Regions from separate parts of the Mus musculus genome. Here region 2 is linked to region 1. The links are chromatin loops, found by intact Hi-C in ENCODE. Cell type or tissue: heart. All regions are shown on one strand.

The links. Hi-C counts contacts between places; a loop is a spot of excess contacts. Peaks named below come from ENCODE experiments on the same cell type or tissue, not always from the same donor. Only the 100,000 strongest peaks of a DNase experiment are listed, where the experiment ranks them.
Region 2: it touches region 1 in a loop (2.1-fold over the local background); 4 of 42 quality-filtered maps call a loop at or near these places.

What each region holds. Positions count from the first base shown.
Region 1 is chr11:3,449,821-3,457,820 of GRCm38, reverse strand. Rnf185 (ring finger protein 185) reads left to right here and starts at 4,865. Exons shown (of 7, transcript NM_001290472.1): 1 at 4,865-5,612. It overlaps 8430429K09Rik (RIKEN cDNA 8430429K09 gene), which reads right to left and starts at 5,384. Exons shown (of 4, transcript NR_028317.1): 1 at 5,081-5,384. In heart, CTCF peaks have their summits at 1,277 (motif pointing left), 4,077 and 5,568; DNase peaks (open chromatin) are centred at 1,270, 4,990 and 5,440; H3K4me3 peaks cover 2,794 bases; H3K27ac peaks cover 2,075 bases.
Region 2 is chr11:3,333,929-3,341,928 of GRCm38, reverse strand. It overlaps Pik3ip1 (phosphoinositide-3-kinase interacting protein 1), which reads right to left. Exons shown (of 6, transcript NM_178149.4): 6 at 1-406. The coding sequence ends at 202. Among named protein-coding and RNA genes, the nearest start is that of Gm12592, 6.7 kb to the right of the region's middle. In heart, no CTCF peak of the experiment used is centred here; DNase peaks (open chromatin) are centred at 4,098, 6,048, 7,018 and 7,418; H3K4me3 peaks cover 426 bases; H3K27ac peaks cover 4,386 bases.

The DNA of each region.
Region 1 (8,000 bases):
GTAAGTATCCTGTTTCGTTTCCTCACTCCTGACCTTCCAAATCCTATTTACTACTTGCCGTTCTAATAAAAGGAGAGGCTGCAAGTTTCTCTTCTCCTTGTTTATTCTTTTCTTTCTTTCCTGTGTGTGCTTTGCTTGTTTTTGTGTATATAAGTATTTTGTCTACCTGTGTGCTGTGCACCATGTGCATGCCTGGTGCCCATGGAAGCCTGAAGCAGGCATCAGATTCCTTGGAACTGGAGTTACACATGGTTGTGAACTGCCATGTGCATGCTGAGAGGTGAACCCAGGCCCCATGGAAGGGCAAGCAGTGCTTTCAACCCTTGAGCCAGCTTTTGAGGCAGTATCTGTAGCCCAGCTGGCCTTGAATTCGTAGTTCTCTTGCCTCAGCCTTCCAAGTCCTGGGATTATGGCCATCATGGTCTGTCTATCTTTCTCTGTGTGTGTATATATATGAACACGGGGTGTGGCTGCACATGCACTAGCACATGTGTTCATATAGGCAGAGATTGAACTAGGGTTTCTTTAGAGGAGTCATCAGCATTACTATTAGTAGTTTTTCGAGACAGGAAAGTTTCTCTGTGTAGTCCCTGGCTGTCCTGGAACTGGCTCTGTAGATCAGGCTGGCCTTGAACTCACAGAGATCCTCCTGTCTCTGCCTTCCGAGTGCTGGGATCTAAGGTGTGCACCACCACTGGCCAGCTCAGGGGATGATTTTTAGAGGTCACTTCTCTCCTTCCATTATGAGTGCCAGGCATCAAGGTCAGCTCGATGGGCTTGTTTAGCGAGTGCCTTTGCTGGCTGAGCCATCCCACCAGCCCTTCATTATTCTTCATCAGGGCCCTCACAGCAGCTAGCCAGCAGACTCGGGGATCAGCCTTTCTCTGCTTTCCCTAGTCCTAGCACTACAAGCAAGAGCCACTGAAGACTGAAGTCACCATTGATGAGCCATTTCCCTGGCCCCTTTGTTTGCTTCTCTATGTCACTAAAAACTCATGGATTCTCTTGCTGGTTCCTGGCGGCTGGAAGGTGAGCTGTTCTCTTCTATCCTGCCCTCCCTGCCAAAAAAAAAAAGTTCAGAGATTTACTGTCTTAAAGAAGATGCAGCTGATGAGCCAAGCACAGCATCTGGGAGAGGAGGGAGTATCCTGAAGCAGGAGAGTGTGGTGCTCAGTAGTTTAGAGCACTCCTTTTCTCCCAGAATTGGGTTCAATTTCCATCACTCACATGGCAACTCACAGCCATGTGTAATCCAGGCCCAGGGGATCTTCTGCCCTCTGCTGGCCTCCATGGATACTGCATGTAAGTGATGCATACTAAACATGCAGGCAAATGCTCATACCAGTATAATTCTTGTTGCTGTTTTGGGTTTTTGTTTTGTTTGGCTTTTTTTTTTTTTTTTTTTTTTTTTGAGACACGGTTTCTTTGTATAGCCCTGACTACCCTGGAACTTGCTCTGTAGACCAGGCTGGACTCAAACTTAGTGACCTGCCTGCCTCTGTCTCTGAAGTGCTGAGATTAAAGGTGTGCCCCACAGCTTGGCATAAGATAAAATTTAAGAAGTGTGGTGGGGGGAGGATTGTAGGGAGTAGTGGGAGAGAGAGAGAGAGAGAGAGAGAGAGAGAGAGAGAGAGAGAGAGAGAGAGAGAGAGAGAGAGAGAAAGAAAGAATATGAACCTCCCAAGATACCAGCAATGGACTTTGCCATAGCAGAGCCAGGAATTTATGTGGGTAGGAACAGATTTGTCTCTGCACAAAATAATGGCCACCGTTGTTCATATTGTTGTGGGATCCGCTTAGATCCAACATAACTCAATACCGAGTCAGTACAGATGACACAAATTTAGTGTAATCAAGCCACTACTGACCCATTAGGGCCACAGACCAGACTTGGGAGCTGAACTGTGACCTTGAAGGAAAGTTGTACAGCATATTTAAAGGATGGAAGCATAACATGACAGGGGCAGGGTGGGCTGGAGCACTGTCTAATTATATTTTGACATAAGGGGTTGAGCAAGGGAGCTTCCTGCAATCAGGATGGGAGTTGGCTCCTAGGCCTGGGAATATGAACTTAGTTGACTCTGCCAGCCAGATGGAGAAGCTGTCCTTGTGATGGCTGGACTCAAGCAACTGTATCCTTACAAGTTGTCTCTGAGATGGCTGGACTCAGACAACTGTCTTCTAACAGAGGCTGTTCAGCTGTTGGGAAGTCGCCAGTTCCCATAGTTTCCCCTATGATTAAATGGAATCTGAAAACAAAATGGCAGTACTTAGGACTGCTTGTCCCTAACATTCTGTGCCAAGAATCTGGATGGATGGCAACATATAAGGGAGGCACAGGGGAGAAAGCCCAGTGAGTCAGCTATACACGGAGGGACACCTCTCTCCAGGCTGTTACTATGACATCATAGGGAAAAGTGACCTTCAAACACAAGATTTTTGGTGGAGAAGCCGGCGGTGCTATGTGGTGATGTTAGGGTGGCATCTGGGATGAGAGACTTCCACATGCATCTGAGAAGACTGAGCAGCCTTCGTGAGCCCGCGTTCCAGGGAAAGGGACCTCCAGACTGGATGGACAGCTGGAGAAAATAAACCACTGTACAGATGTGAAGCTGGAGCCGCGCTGTCTGCTCGCGTGATGACGTCATTTCAGAAAGCACAGATCAGGAATAGGCTCAGAATAGGATTCCAGAACAGGGGCCAGATAGCTCAACGGTCCCGAGTTCAAATCCCAGCAACCACATGGTGGCTCACAACCATCTGTAACGAAACCTGACTCCCTCTTCTGGAGTATCTGAGAACAGCTACAGTGTACTTACATATAATAAATTAAAAAAAAAAAAATTCCAGAACAGAGCAAAAGGCTTCCTCCTTGCTACACCCTCAGAGACAGGACTTTTGAGGGCCAGGCCACAGTACTTAGAGACTCACATACTGAAGCTTGTGTTGTCAGCGGGTGGAAATCAGGATATAGGTCCTAGCAGCTGGAACTGCTGGCAGTGTAAGCACGACCCCAAGTCATCTGAAGGGGCTTCAGGACTCTAACTGCCTTTGGTCCCTCGGTGATTAGAATGGCCAGAAGTCCCCAGAGGGTACTGAGGAGTCCCCAGGACCTCCAGCAAGCCAGTCCACTGTGCTTTGCCTTTGGCTAGCACAGCTCCCCAGGGACAAGGTAGGGACTCAGGTCTTGTCCTGACTCAGCCTGGTAAACTGTACTGGGATCCAATGTAACAGGAGATAACAACAATAGCAACAACAAAAGATACATCAAGATTAACATGGACAGGAAGTCAGTTTGTAGAGAAAGGGCTGTAAGAGACCATGCACCAGTATGGTGGATACTTTTTAGGGACTTTGCTCAGCTTACTAGCCCACTTCCATTCTTGGGTAGTTTTGTTTTTTTATATGTATGAATGTTTTGTCTAGAAGCATATATACTCACATGTTCATGCAGCACCCAGGGAGGCCAGAAAAGGGTATCAGATCCCATGAAACTGGAGTTAGGTAAGGTTGTGAATCACTATGTGTGTGGTTCCTTGGAATCAAACCTGGGTCCTCTGGTTCCCCGTCTTCACAGCTGAACCATCTCTCCAGCCCGTTTTCACCTCCCTCCCTTCCTTCCTCTCTTCTCTCCCTCTCTCTCCCTCCCTTCCTCCTACTCTCTGTTTTTTGTTTTTGTTTTTTTGAGCTGGGTTTCTCTGTGTAGCCCTGGCTGTCCTGAACTTGCTTTGAAGATCAGGCTGTCCTGGAACTCACAAAGATCTGCCTGCCTCTGCCTCCCAAGTGCTGGGATCAAAGGTGTGCACCGCCAATACCACCTGTCCTTTTCCATTTCTTGATAAGTTGTCTAATTTTATTCCATGCCTAGTTTAAAAGGTGTGACCTTTTCTCCATCTTCTGGCAGCTGTTAGAGTTTTCAACTAGCCTTGATTGCTTTTTTCAAACTCTAATAAAGTTGTCCTGAGCTTCCTTTGAGTCTCTTCTAAATTCTTGTATTAATGATACTAAGAACCCCCCAAAGAATCTTACTTTTTCCAGGAACAGAAGGAGGAGGAGTATTCTGACCGATCCCTCAGGTCCCCCACAGGTGGAGCTAGAGATTGATAAGGTCAAGGACTCTGGGGAGAGGATGCAGGCTCACCTGCCATCTGGCGTTTGGGCTTTCACACTGGCAAGCAGAAGCTGAAAGCCATCCAGTACAGGATACAAGGCCGGTGTGCCAGCCCTACCTCAGCTTACACACAGGAATGCTACTGCTACTGCTTGTCCGAGGCAGGACGGAAGTCCCTTCTTGTTCTACAGAATGAGGTGTGCCGGCTCTCCACCCCCCACTCCCCCCACCCCTGCAACAGCACAGCTATGCAGCTTTGTAGGAGCTGCACAGCAAAATCACTCACCTGCACTGAGCACTGTTGCACTGGACTCACATGTTTTTATATATGGAAAGCTAAAACACCAATTTTTCTAGTTATTTTTAAATATAATAAATGCACTTGCTACTGTAAAAAAAAAACAATCCCTCATTGGTTACAAGTTCATCTAATTAGTTTTAAAATAAATTACCATGTATTTATTAAGTGTCTCTGTATACATGTGAAGGTCTGATGACAACTTGCCAGACTCCTTTCCTTCCACCGCTGGGTTTCTGGGGACTGAACTAGAGTTGACAGGCTTGGCAGCAAACATCTTTACCTCTGAACCATCTCATGGGCTCCAATTAGTTATACTCTTATTACCTTTATTATTTTGATACTGAAATTTCACAGATTTGGCTAGTAGAGTCTTCAAGAGAGCTCCTGGGTCGTTTTGCACATTCTCATCCATCACCACTGTTAGCATTCCTTCTAGGCTCCGCCCCACAGTTACCTGGCAACAGCGAGGTATGCCCGGCTTACTATAAAAGGGGCTGTTCGCCCCCTCCTCTCCCTTACTCTTTGCCCCCTTCCCCCTCCGCCCTCTCTCTTCACGCGTTCCTGGCCGGCCTCTCTCCCTTCTCCTCATTCTCTACTCCCTTTCCTACTCCACTTCCCATGCCTCCTCCTCCTGTTCTTCTTCTTTATAAAACAGAACAACCACTGACCTTACTTTCTTGTACAAGGCATTCCAAACTGGTATTTCTAGAACTGGCTTTTTCATCCGCCCATTATTTTTGCGACACGGTCCCATGTATCCCAAGCCTGCTTCGAAAACGACATTGAAGTTCTGACCCATCACCCGAATGAATGCTATGATTAGCTGGCGGGTACGCACATATTTATTCCCACGTCTTCACGCGGGCGAGGCGAGCTCGCCCATCCACCGAGCTGCCTTCCCTCCTCTTCCAGCGCTAGGAAACCCTACGGAAAGACCAGACGCCCTCCCCTTCCTGTCCCGGGGCGGAACTTACCAGCCGGGCGCCTGGGCCGGAGAGCAGCGCTGCACACCAGCCTTTTCCGGCTGGAACCGGAAGTTGTTCTACTAGAGGCGGCTCCGCGTCAGGTGACCAAGTTCCCGGTAGGAGGGGTCGGAGGTTCAATCTTTCTGACTGACGCGTCTCTAAGACTGGCTCGGCTACTCCGGGACGGGGGAACGGACAGCTGGCGTCGCTGGCGCTCGCTCTACCGCGGCGGCAGGTAGGTGACGAGCTGGGACGGCGGGCCCGGGAGGCATGGGACCCCCTTCCCAGGCTCAGGGATCTGAAGCCAAGGGCCAGGAGTCATCCAGTCTGGCTCTGTCCAGGTCCCAGAAGGAAGGTCAGACTGGCATCCGTGGGTACAGATTGGGCAAACTAAGGCCCCAGAAAAGGGAAAGAAGGGTGCGCACAAGCTCCCCTTCCAGACGGGGCTCGTCCTGACTCCCGTAGCCTCGGGGGCGGGACCGCCTCTCTCGTGGGTGGCGATTTGGTGGAGTGGAAAGATGAGGAATGCGGTGAACAGATTTGGGGTGAAGCGTAGGAGACCTGGACTTGAGTTCGCTGCCTGCAGCTCACTGTGCGTTCGAGGCCAAGTCTTTGACCTCCCTGAACCTAGTTCCCACAGCTGTACAACCGGGCACAGCTGTCTCAAAAGCGTGGGCCTCCACAGCACCTGCTCCGAAACCCTCCGGGATGCCGGCTCTCCAGCCCTGGGCTTTTCCCACAGCTTGTTTCGAATCTGGGTCTGGATCCTAGGAAACCTTATTTTGAACGTTCTCCTCTGGAGTCCTACTCGTGTTTGAAGCCTGCTCATCCGAAGTGCGGTCCCGCTGTGAATGCGGTACTCGATTCGAGGCAGCTGGAGCCGGCTCGATTCTATGAAACTTCTAGCTTAGGAAAGAACGCCGGAGGAGAATAACTAACTATCTTTAAAAGCTGGCGCGGGGTGGGGGTGGGGGTTGGGTGGGGGAGTTATGGCAAAGAGGCCTCCTGCTTGATCTTTGTAGCTGAAAGAGGTACAGCTACGATTAATAGGTAGGTTCTAGGGGGAAGACACATGTGTACTTACTATTAAGAATTTAACGGAAGAATTATCAGAGGTGACGACTGATGGGGATTGACTGTCTCCTTGGGAAAGGAAGTATACAGGAGGCGGCCCTTTCCAATTTAAAAGGCTCGTATTAGTATTTATTGTGACTCTTACCTCTCCACTGATAACTCTGTCTTCAGAGTGTATGTGATACTTCTTTTGTGGTCTGAGACAGGGTCTCAGGGATCTCAGGCTGTCCTCAAGCTCCTTTTGTAGTTGGCCTTGAACCCGGATCCTGCTGTTTCAGTCTTAAAGAGTGCCAGGATCACTCGTTACTTAGTACCATTATGCCTACAGAATGTGACATTTCTTTGTCTTCCCTTCTGGACTCTCCTCCCTAGTTTATATCTCCTATCAATAAGGCCAGCACACTTGATCTTATGTAATCTTTTACTGGTTGTCACATTTGTCATCCTTCTTTTCATCATCCTTTTTGGAATGATCCATTATCTGATAAAAATTATCCAAAGTATATGTTGTATTAATAAACAGGAAATAAAAATTAATTAACTAAAATTAATACATTGGTCAGTTAGTAATTTTTGTTTTACATTTAAGTTTTTAAAATTTATTTTAAGTCGGGGTCTCACTCTGACATTCAGCTCAGGCTGAGAACAATTTAGAAAGTCAGTCTCTGTCTGTCTTATCTGTGTCTCTCTGTCTTTTTCTCTGTCTATCTCTGCTCTCTTCCTCTCTGCCTCCATCCCTCTCTTCCTTTTCCAGAGTATTATTATGTAGCCCAGGGTGACTTCAAACTGGTCCCCCTGCCTTAGCCTCCCAAATGCTGGGATTGCTTGTTTTGCCCAAGGCTTTGCTTGCCAGTGGGCTCTGATTACAGAATGGAAGGCCAATTCAGTTGTTTGGGTCAGTCTTCTCTCTGGTTTATAAACTGAACTTTAATTCTTTGTCTAGCAGTGTGTGTATAGGTGTGAGAGTGTCTGCAGTTTTTAAGCTAGCTTTCTGGATGCCCAGCACATATGACCAATTCTTTTATGGTCCTGACTTGCATACCTATAGCTTTGTAATCTAACTTTAGATTTCCTTATTTTGCACTTTACCAGACACTAAGTAGATAACTTTTCCATCTCCCATTAGAGTACTTAAGAATGCTTATGTTGTCTGGAGAAGCAAAGATTCCATATTATGACCCAATTCTGCTGACACTTCCTCCACAAAACAAAAGGTTGGGGTTGAACCAAAAGTTCCTGCCTGTTTTCCTGTTGTTTATGTTTCTCAAGATTAAAAAAAAAAAACAGTTGTGAAATGGTCATTCAGTTGTTACCTAACATTCGAGATGGTTTGGCCTTAGACTCTATTGTCATCTCGGTGGTAAGGAAAATGCTCTTAATTTGTTGGATTTTTAAAAACTTACTAATTTGGGGGTTTCTTTTAAAGGGATACTTGATTGATGTAAATGTGTTCTGCTGGCCTGTGAAAAATAAATTTGATGGTAAAAATAAGTTTAGGAAAAGCTACTGGCCGTTACCCTTTCTTTTTGTTGTTGTTGTTGTTTTCCAA
Region 2 (8,000 bases), 120 kb after region 1:
CGTTGATAGGACCCTACCCAGCCTCCTCACCCTCACCCATAATGCTACCTGCATCTTCTTGTGTCATGAGGAGTCACATTCCCCCCAAAAGAAAAATGGGATAAGGTTTTAACCACAACACAAAATGTAGCTCCTCCCAACTGCAGGAGGGTGGCCTGTCCTGTACCAGTGTTTACATGGGCACCTGCCCACTGAAGGGGCTCAGGCCCCAGGGGTGCCAGCCTGGCCCGTGAGGAGGGTGCTGCCCTCCTGCACGTCAGCAGGAGTCTGGTTGCTGTGCACAATGATGGTGTTTTCATCCACGGTCTCACAGGTGGGGTTTGTGAAGGCAGACAGGGGCAAGGTGATTCGCTGCATCTCCCTCTCACACGCTTTCTTCTCATGTTGCTCTTTCAAGTCCTTCCCCCTGTCAGGAAAAGAAAGCATCAGGTTGAGCTTCTACCATGGCTTTGCTCAGTTAGCCTTTGTGAAGCCTGAGCAGGTCACCCGACCAAGTCAGGACTAAACCAGCCCAGGACCAAGACATTGATTAGCCATCCTATCAGGCAGCCTTAGACTCCGCAGGCAGCGCTGCCCACTGCAGGCTGCTCTGTCTTGAGTGGCTGCTGCATGGGACTCAGTAGGGATAATGTACAAGAAAGAAACAAAGTAAGACAGGGCTTTGTTATCATCCCAGGGGTCCCAGAGACCCAAATGCTTCACCCAAGCCCTTCCTGGGCTGCCGAGATGGCTCAGCAAGAAAAGGCACCAACCACCAAGCCTGACAGCCTGAGTTCAAAAGAGTAAGGTCACAGGTGACATCTCACAAGTTGCCCTCTGACCTCTACACCTGCAGTAGCAGGCATGCACCCTCTCCACCACAAAATAAATTTTTGTTTGTTTTAAAAGACTGTCTTCTCGAGCCGGGCATGGTGGCGCACGCCTTTAATCCCAGCACTCGGGAGGCAGAGGCAGGCAGATTTCTGAGTTCGAGGCCAGCCTGGTCTACAGAGTGAGTTCCAGGACAGCCAGGGCTATACAGAGAAACCCTGTCTCAAAACAAACAAACAAACAAACAAAAAACCAAAATAAAACAAAACAAAACAAAAACAAAAGACTGTCTTCTCATCCTAAAGTCCTGGAAAGTGGGAGCCCAGGCTAGAAATTAAAGGACTCAAGGGCAAACAATGAAAATGGCTATCAAAAACCTCTCAAGTTTGTCAATGTCTTTGATTTCTCCTGATACTCTGTGACCTATTTGGGCTGCATTGCTGTTCTGCTTATGTAGAATAATCACACCATGCCTGAGGGGTGTGTGTGTTTGTGTGTGTGTGTGTGTGTGTGAGAGAGAGAGAGAGAGAGAGAGAGAGAGCTCACTTCAGTCTCTGTTCAGCCTAAGATTTAGTTATTTTATTTTAAAAAGGGGGTGGGGTGTAGAGATGGCTCAGCAGTTAAGAGCACTGACTGAGTTCAATTCCCATAACCACATGGTGGCTCACAGCCATCTGTAATGGGATCTGACACCCTCTTCTGGTGTGTCTGAAGACAGCTACAATGCACTCATATAAATGAAATAAATAAACCTTTTTTTAAAAGTTAAACAACAACAACCAGTCCAGAGCATTTAAGGGATACAGGATAGACTCTAACAAGTTCATTGGGCTCTGGCTGCTCTTAAGAGAAATTGTGATGCAGAGTCAACCCCTAAGGCATGGTGGTACAGGGATTCAAACCTAGGTCTTCTAACTCCACATGTGGGCCCTTCCCACGGGAGCCCTGCCCCTCCACTATGTCTAGTAGACTGCACGCCAGAGCCAGTACTGACCCCAGGGCACATCCTTTGAAGCCAACAACTTGGGCTCTGCTCTCAGAAGGTGACAGGAACCAAGTGGGTGATTAAAACTACACAAGCCTCAGGAGTAGAGGCTGAAGCAATGCAGTGCAGGTGGGAGTGGTCTTCTGGCGAAACCTCCACCACAAATCTCAATAAACCCAAGAGCCAGATGACTGCAGAAGTGCGAGGACAAGGTCAGTCCGCACAGGCCCCCCTCTCTCTCGGCTCATGCCGTCACTCAAGAACACTGGTGTTCATCATCTCTTGCAACAGTAAGCTCCCAGGCCAGGTGAAGGACTTCAGCCACCACTGCAACATGGTGCTGGAGAATGTGACAGAGATGTTGACCCCGAGAGCAACAACAGCAAGAAGTCATCCAAGCAACAAGGATCATTGCATCTCCAAGATGGCCCTGCCCATCCTGTGGTATGGACCCCATTCATCCCCAGCAAGTACAGTAGGAACCTCTCTCCCTCCATGAGAACTTGCTCCCTGCCTTGCCAAGACCTGCCCAGTGCAACTGAAATAAAATATTGTTTGTTTGTTTGTTTGTTTAAATCAAAACACAGGGGCCTGGGTTAGATCTCAGGGACATAGCTATGATCATCTGTATCCATCACATGATATGCACTGATGAAAGTTAAAGAAAAAAAATACTGGAGGACAAATTCACAGGAGCCTCAATTTAAATACCCTCTTAGCTAATTCCCTCTACTGTGTATCCTAGCTCCAGTCTAGCCTATGTGTTTAACACTTGGCAAGACAGCTCTCTGTGCCTCTGTTTTTTCACATGTGAAATGCTTTTGAAGCGGCTTGCACAAAAACCAGTGCAACTGCTGTATGATCTAGGTTATGCCTTGCTCTGGCACGGTCCTGACTCACTCGGCAATGTTACCCTCATTGCCCTTAAAAGACCTCTCCTATTACCCACCCAAGGCAAGAATTATTCATCTTACTTAGTGATACCCTCCTCTCTGGGCCTTAATTTCACCATCTTAAAATAAGGAGTTGGGAATGATAATCTCTGGAGCCCTGGACCGTCTGTGATTCCCCCACGTGACTTATGATCTGATCCCCAAATCCCCATTGTAAGGCCACAAGAGGCTGATAAACTCATCCCCCTGGAGCCCCTGGGGCACCAAGTTTCTCAACATGCAAGCCCAGGCCTGGCCTATGCTTCCTGTTAGCTTTTTTTTTTTTTTTTTTTTTTTTGAGACACGGTTTCTCTGTGTAGCCCTGGCTGTCCTTAAACTCACTTTGTAGACCAGGCTGGCCTTGAACTCAGAAATCCGCCTGCCTCTGCCTCCCAAGTGCTGGGATTAAAGGCGTGCGCCACCACGCCCGGCCTCCCGTTAGCATCTTGACTGGATATCAACTCCCACCTGGTACACTCATCACAGAGAGAGGGTCTTCTGGATTAAGCATTTCCTTACTTGTCTCCTCAGTCACCCATCAGTTGTGGTTGACTGCCATCTGTATAATTAATATAAAGCCATGCTCTTCAAGATGGCTCATGTAGGCAAACACTTGGAATGTCTGGGTTTGATTTAGTAAGGGATCCTCGTTCCCAAGCTAGCAGTGACTCACAAAAATAATGCATTCAAGTCGTGGTGGAGGTCTTAAATCCCAGCACTCAGGGGGCAGAGGCAGGAACTCTGTGAGTTCAAAGCCAGCCTGATCTAGAATGAGTTCCAGGACAGCCAGGGCTACACAGAGAAACCCGGTGTGGGAAGGAACATCTTTTACCAGAGGCTAAAATTCAAAATCTACAAAAAGGCTGGAGGAAGAAAGAAAGCCAAGAACCCACCACTTTCAGAAGACCCATCGAGGTACCAGGAGTGACACATCATCCTGGAAGAGAGGCAGCATTTTAACTGCACCTTTGATGGACGCCACACACTACACAGGCCCTGCCCTCACTTCTGCCCATTTATTACATGCAGAAGCCTGGTTTCCTGCACTCCCTACCCTATGAAGCATGTGTCTGTACCGTGATGAACAGCTGGTAAGGCAGGCTTCACCACTCACAAGTCTATAGGGGTCAAAACAGTTTGTATTAGCGGAGGGCTAGAACAGCAACTAAGGGTGAAGGAAGCAGCCGCTGTGACTAGTCTGGATGGATCAGCCTTATCCATTTAGGAGCCTGGAAGCATGTCTCATCCCACGTGCCTACCTAGGAATCCTGGAGATGGAGGCTGCCAGGGTGAAGTGACCATTAGGCAGCCCAGCACCCTCCCACTGTGTGGGGGCAGGGGACAGTCTGGCTGTTGTCTGGCAGCCAAGACAGAACAAAGGCTTACTCACTGATTCAGCTTCTCTCCCGTGGGGGTGGGATGGTGTTGCCTTACTGTTTTCCCTCCTTTTATCAGACTAAGAGCTCCCTGCAGAGCTAAGACAGCACTCAGCAGGGACAGGGAGCAGCCCCAGCCGCCGCCTGCCTAGCTGCACCTCATGGCCTGAGTGACCAGGACAAAGGCCCGGACAGACTGAGTTCCCTTCCACCCCCACCTTCAGCTATTCTTTCCAAGGAGGAAGCGGTGGTGCCTGCCCACCCTTCCCAACTCTGGGAAGCTCCCTTCATCAGCCAAGCCCCGGGACATTACAGAGTTGAAGACTTGCAGGAATCACACTAATTGTTCTGGGGCCCACGTGCAAGCTGGGCTGGCCAGAGAGAAGGAAGGTGAAGAATCAGAGCTGTGCCTGTCTCCTGCCTCCTACACCACCCTAGGCGTGGAAACAGCAGAGGCCTCTGCGGCTTTTTCCAAACCCAAAGCCGTGCTGTGCCTCACTGCTGCTCTCACTCCAGATTTATTTATTTTATGTATGTAGGAGGCTACTGTACAGACACACAAGTATATACCCGAGTGTGTGCACACTGACTCTATCCTCACAAGATACCCATGCCCCATCTATTGTCATCTCTTTTTCTCTGATAAAGCTGGGGGTGGGGAGAGGGGAGAGAGAGGGGAGAGGTGTGAGAAGGGGGGGAGTTGATGAAGGAGAGAGAAGGGGTAGAGAGAGGGAGAGGGGGGGAGAGTGAATGAATGAGAGAGAAGAGGAGGAAGAGGGAGCAGATAGGGAGAGAGGAGAAAGGAGGGAGGGAGGAGGAAGGAAGGGAGAGAGGGAAGGGGAGAGAAAAGAAGGGAGAGGGAGGGAGGGAGAGAGAGAGAGCTATGGCAGCTCACAACCCTCTGGGAAGGCCACAGTGCAGACAAACATGCAAGTAAAACACCACATAAAAAAGGTGTTGTTTAAAGAGGCTGGAGAGCTGGCACAGCAGCCTCAGAACACTGGCTGCTCCTTCAGAGGAACCAGACTGGATTCCCAGCACCCACGTGGTGGTTCATTCGTAACTCCAGTTCCAGACGGTCCAGTTCCTTCCCAGGCTTTTGAGGACAGGGTGCACAGATATATATGCAGGCAAACCCCACATACATACATACTTACACACACACACACACACACACACACACACACACACACACACACACACACACACATACAGTTTCAGGCCAGCCTGGGTTAAAGAGTAAGAACCTGTGATGGCACACGCCTTTAATCCCAGCACTCGGGAGGCAGAGGCGGTCGGATTTCTGAGTTTGAGACCAGCCTGGTCTACAGAGTGAGTTCCAGGACAGCCATGGCTATACAGAGAAATCCTGTCTCAAAAAACAAAACAAAACAACAACAACAACAAAAAAGATTAAGAGCCTATCTCAAAACAAGAAACACTCACGCACACACACAAAGTGGTCTAGACTGGGTACCAAGGACATGATATATTTTAACTCCTCTAGGTCTCAGCTCCTCATTGAGATCAGAGCTTCAAGGGAGGCGACGAGCTAATAATCACCGAGGAAGGCATACAGCAGGGCCTGACTTATCAAGAAAGCATGCAGACAACAGTGGCCACTGTGATTAGCATCTGATTGCTGTCCGACTGCTTACATAAATGTCTGTGCAGGGGAAACATTTAACAGACACGATACCTACCAAGCAGGGGTGGCCTGAAATGACACTCAACTTAAAGTTCTTGCCCTGCCATCTGTTCCCTTTGGGTGGGGAGAGGGAAGCTCGGAGCTTGTTTCTAGACCACATGCGGTTTCCTGTTGTACAGGTTGTTCTCAGAGCCTATTTGCTAAGGAAAGGGGTGGTCCCGAGGTGACAGGGAATCTGGTGACTTAGTGCCTTCCCCCACCCCCCACCCCATGTACCGGAAAGTTCACTCAAGGTCACGTGGCAGACCCATGACAGCCTAAAAGAGTAAAACTAAAAGAAAAATACCTGGCTTCTGCACGGGGCACCCGCTGAGCTTGGAATTGAGGGCAGCTAGATCAAGCTCCTGAAGGTCTGGAAACTGTCCTAAGATGGGAAGGCGGCCAAATGCTGTCCTGAGGCTGAGGAACATGGGAGAGTCTCAGCGCTCAGGCTGGGTCAGTGGACTGTACAGGCAGAGGAACTATACTGTTTTCTGCAGAGTTTCTAAATGAACAAGTGGGTGTCCCTGGACCTACAAATCATCGATGTTTCTGAGGACCACACCCTTAGTCGGGATGCTCCCACAGGTCCATGGTTCCCGACTCACAGGAAATCAGAGAAACCCATAAAGTAAAATCACCTGTTCATGCGAATGGTAGAGCTGGGATTGAAAGCAACAGAGCAGCCTGGCGTGGTGGTGCACACCTTTGCTCCCAGCACTTGGGAGACAGAGGTGGGCAGATTTCTGAGTTCGAGGCCAGCCTGGTCTACAGAGTGAGTTCCAGGACAGCCAGAGCTATAGAGAACCCAGTCTCAAAAAACCAAAAGGAAAAGAAAAGAAAAAGAAAGCAATACAGCACCAGCGTCCTTTTCAGAAACAGCAGGGCTGCAGTCACCATCCCTAACTCCCCAGCTGAGAGAGAAACTGAGGGCCAGAAAAGGTAAGTAGTCAAGTACTCACAGCCTATAGACAAGCACAGCAGCTGCTGTTAATGGATCACTCGCTGTGCGCCATGCACTCAAGCTAAGCAGCCACACACCTTCCCCCAACAGGAATGCTTCCGGTGGGTAACAAGCAGCAGCCTGCCCAGCCGGCCACGTAGAAGGCAGCTTGCTCCGCCGCCTATTCTCTCTTGCCTCAAGTTTCCTTATCTGAGAGCTGGAAAGAACTGCCATTCATCTGATAAGATCGATTGGAATCTAGCTCTCCTGAGGAGGAAGCAGGATTCAGACTGCAAGAAGCCAGGCTTGGTGATTTAACACTTTAATCCTAGCAACCAGGAGGCAGAGGCAGGCACTTCTCTGAATCCAATGCCAGACTGGTCTGTCTAGAGGGATCCATGACAGCCAGAGTTACAGGGTGACTGAGACCCTGTCTCCAACAAACACCAACATCAAACAACAACAACCACAATGAAGAGTTTGAGGCCATGTTCTCGATATATGAAGATTCCAAGGCCAGCCTAGTACATGAGACCCAGACTCAAACAGAAAATGAGGTTGGGGCAGGCCAAGCGTCGGAGCATAGCATAGCAGTAGGTGAGAACATGCCATGCTGAAGCAATGCCTCGCCTGCCCTTTTCCATCGACAATGTGGCTGACTCAATACCTCTAAGAACGCCTCGGGGTTAGAAAGTGATGGCTGAGAGGCTCTTCAACACATTTTAGATGTGGCTCCCAAAACTGGACAACGCAGCCCACTGTGCCACTTCCCTTACAGGAAGGCTTCTCCTGGCAGAGAAATAGCGCTGGTCCTTGGGGCTGGAACTCATACCCGGATTTTGTCTGAGAACACTCAGTGTTGTAACAATGGTTTTGATTCATGTCACTGATTATGACAGACTTGTCCCATGGGGCTGCAAGTTTGTCCTTGCTTCCCAAGCAGTCTCTTATACTTTCATATCTTGTAAGGAGTGGCAAATGGGTTTTCTTCTGTAATGATTTATTTTCTTCTCCCTACGCTAGAAGACACCCCACTGATGACATTTAAGCCCCAATATGAGACTTCAAGACCAGGGGCTAAGACCAGGGGCTAGGGACCTTTTTCAATAGTGGAATGTTTTGACACACAGTCTCACTCTGCCTTACAGATTGAGGTAACTCACCTCCTGCCTGCTGAGATTAAAGATGTTTTGCTTTTTTACTTTTTTTTTTTTTTTTTTTTTTTTTTTTTGTCTTTTTGAAACAGAGCCTCAGTTTCCAAACTTGT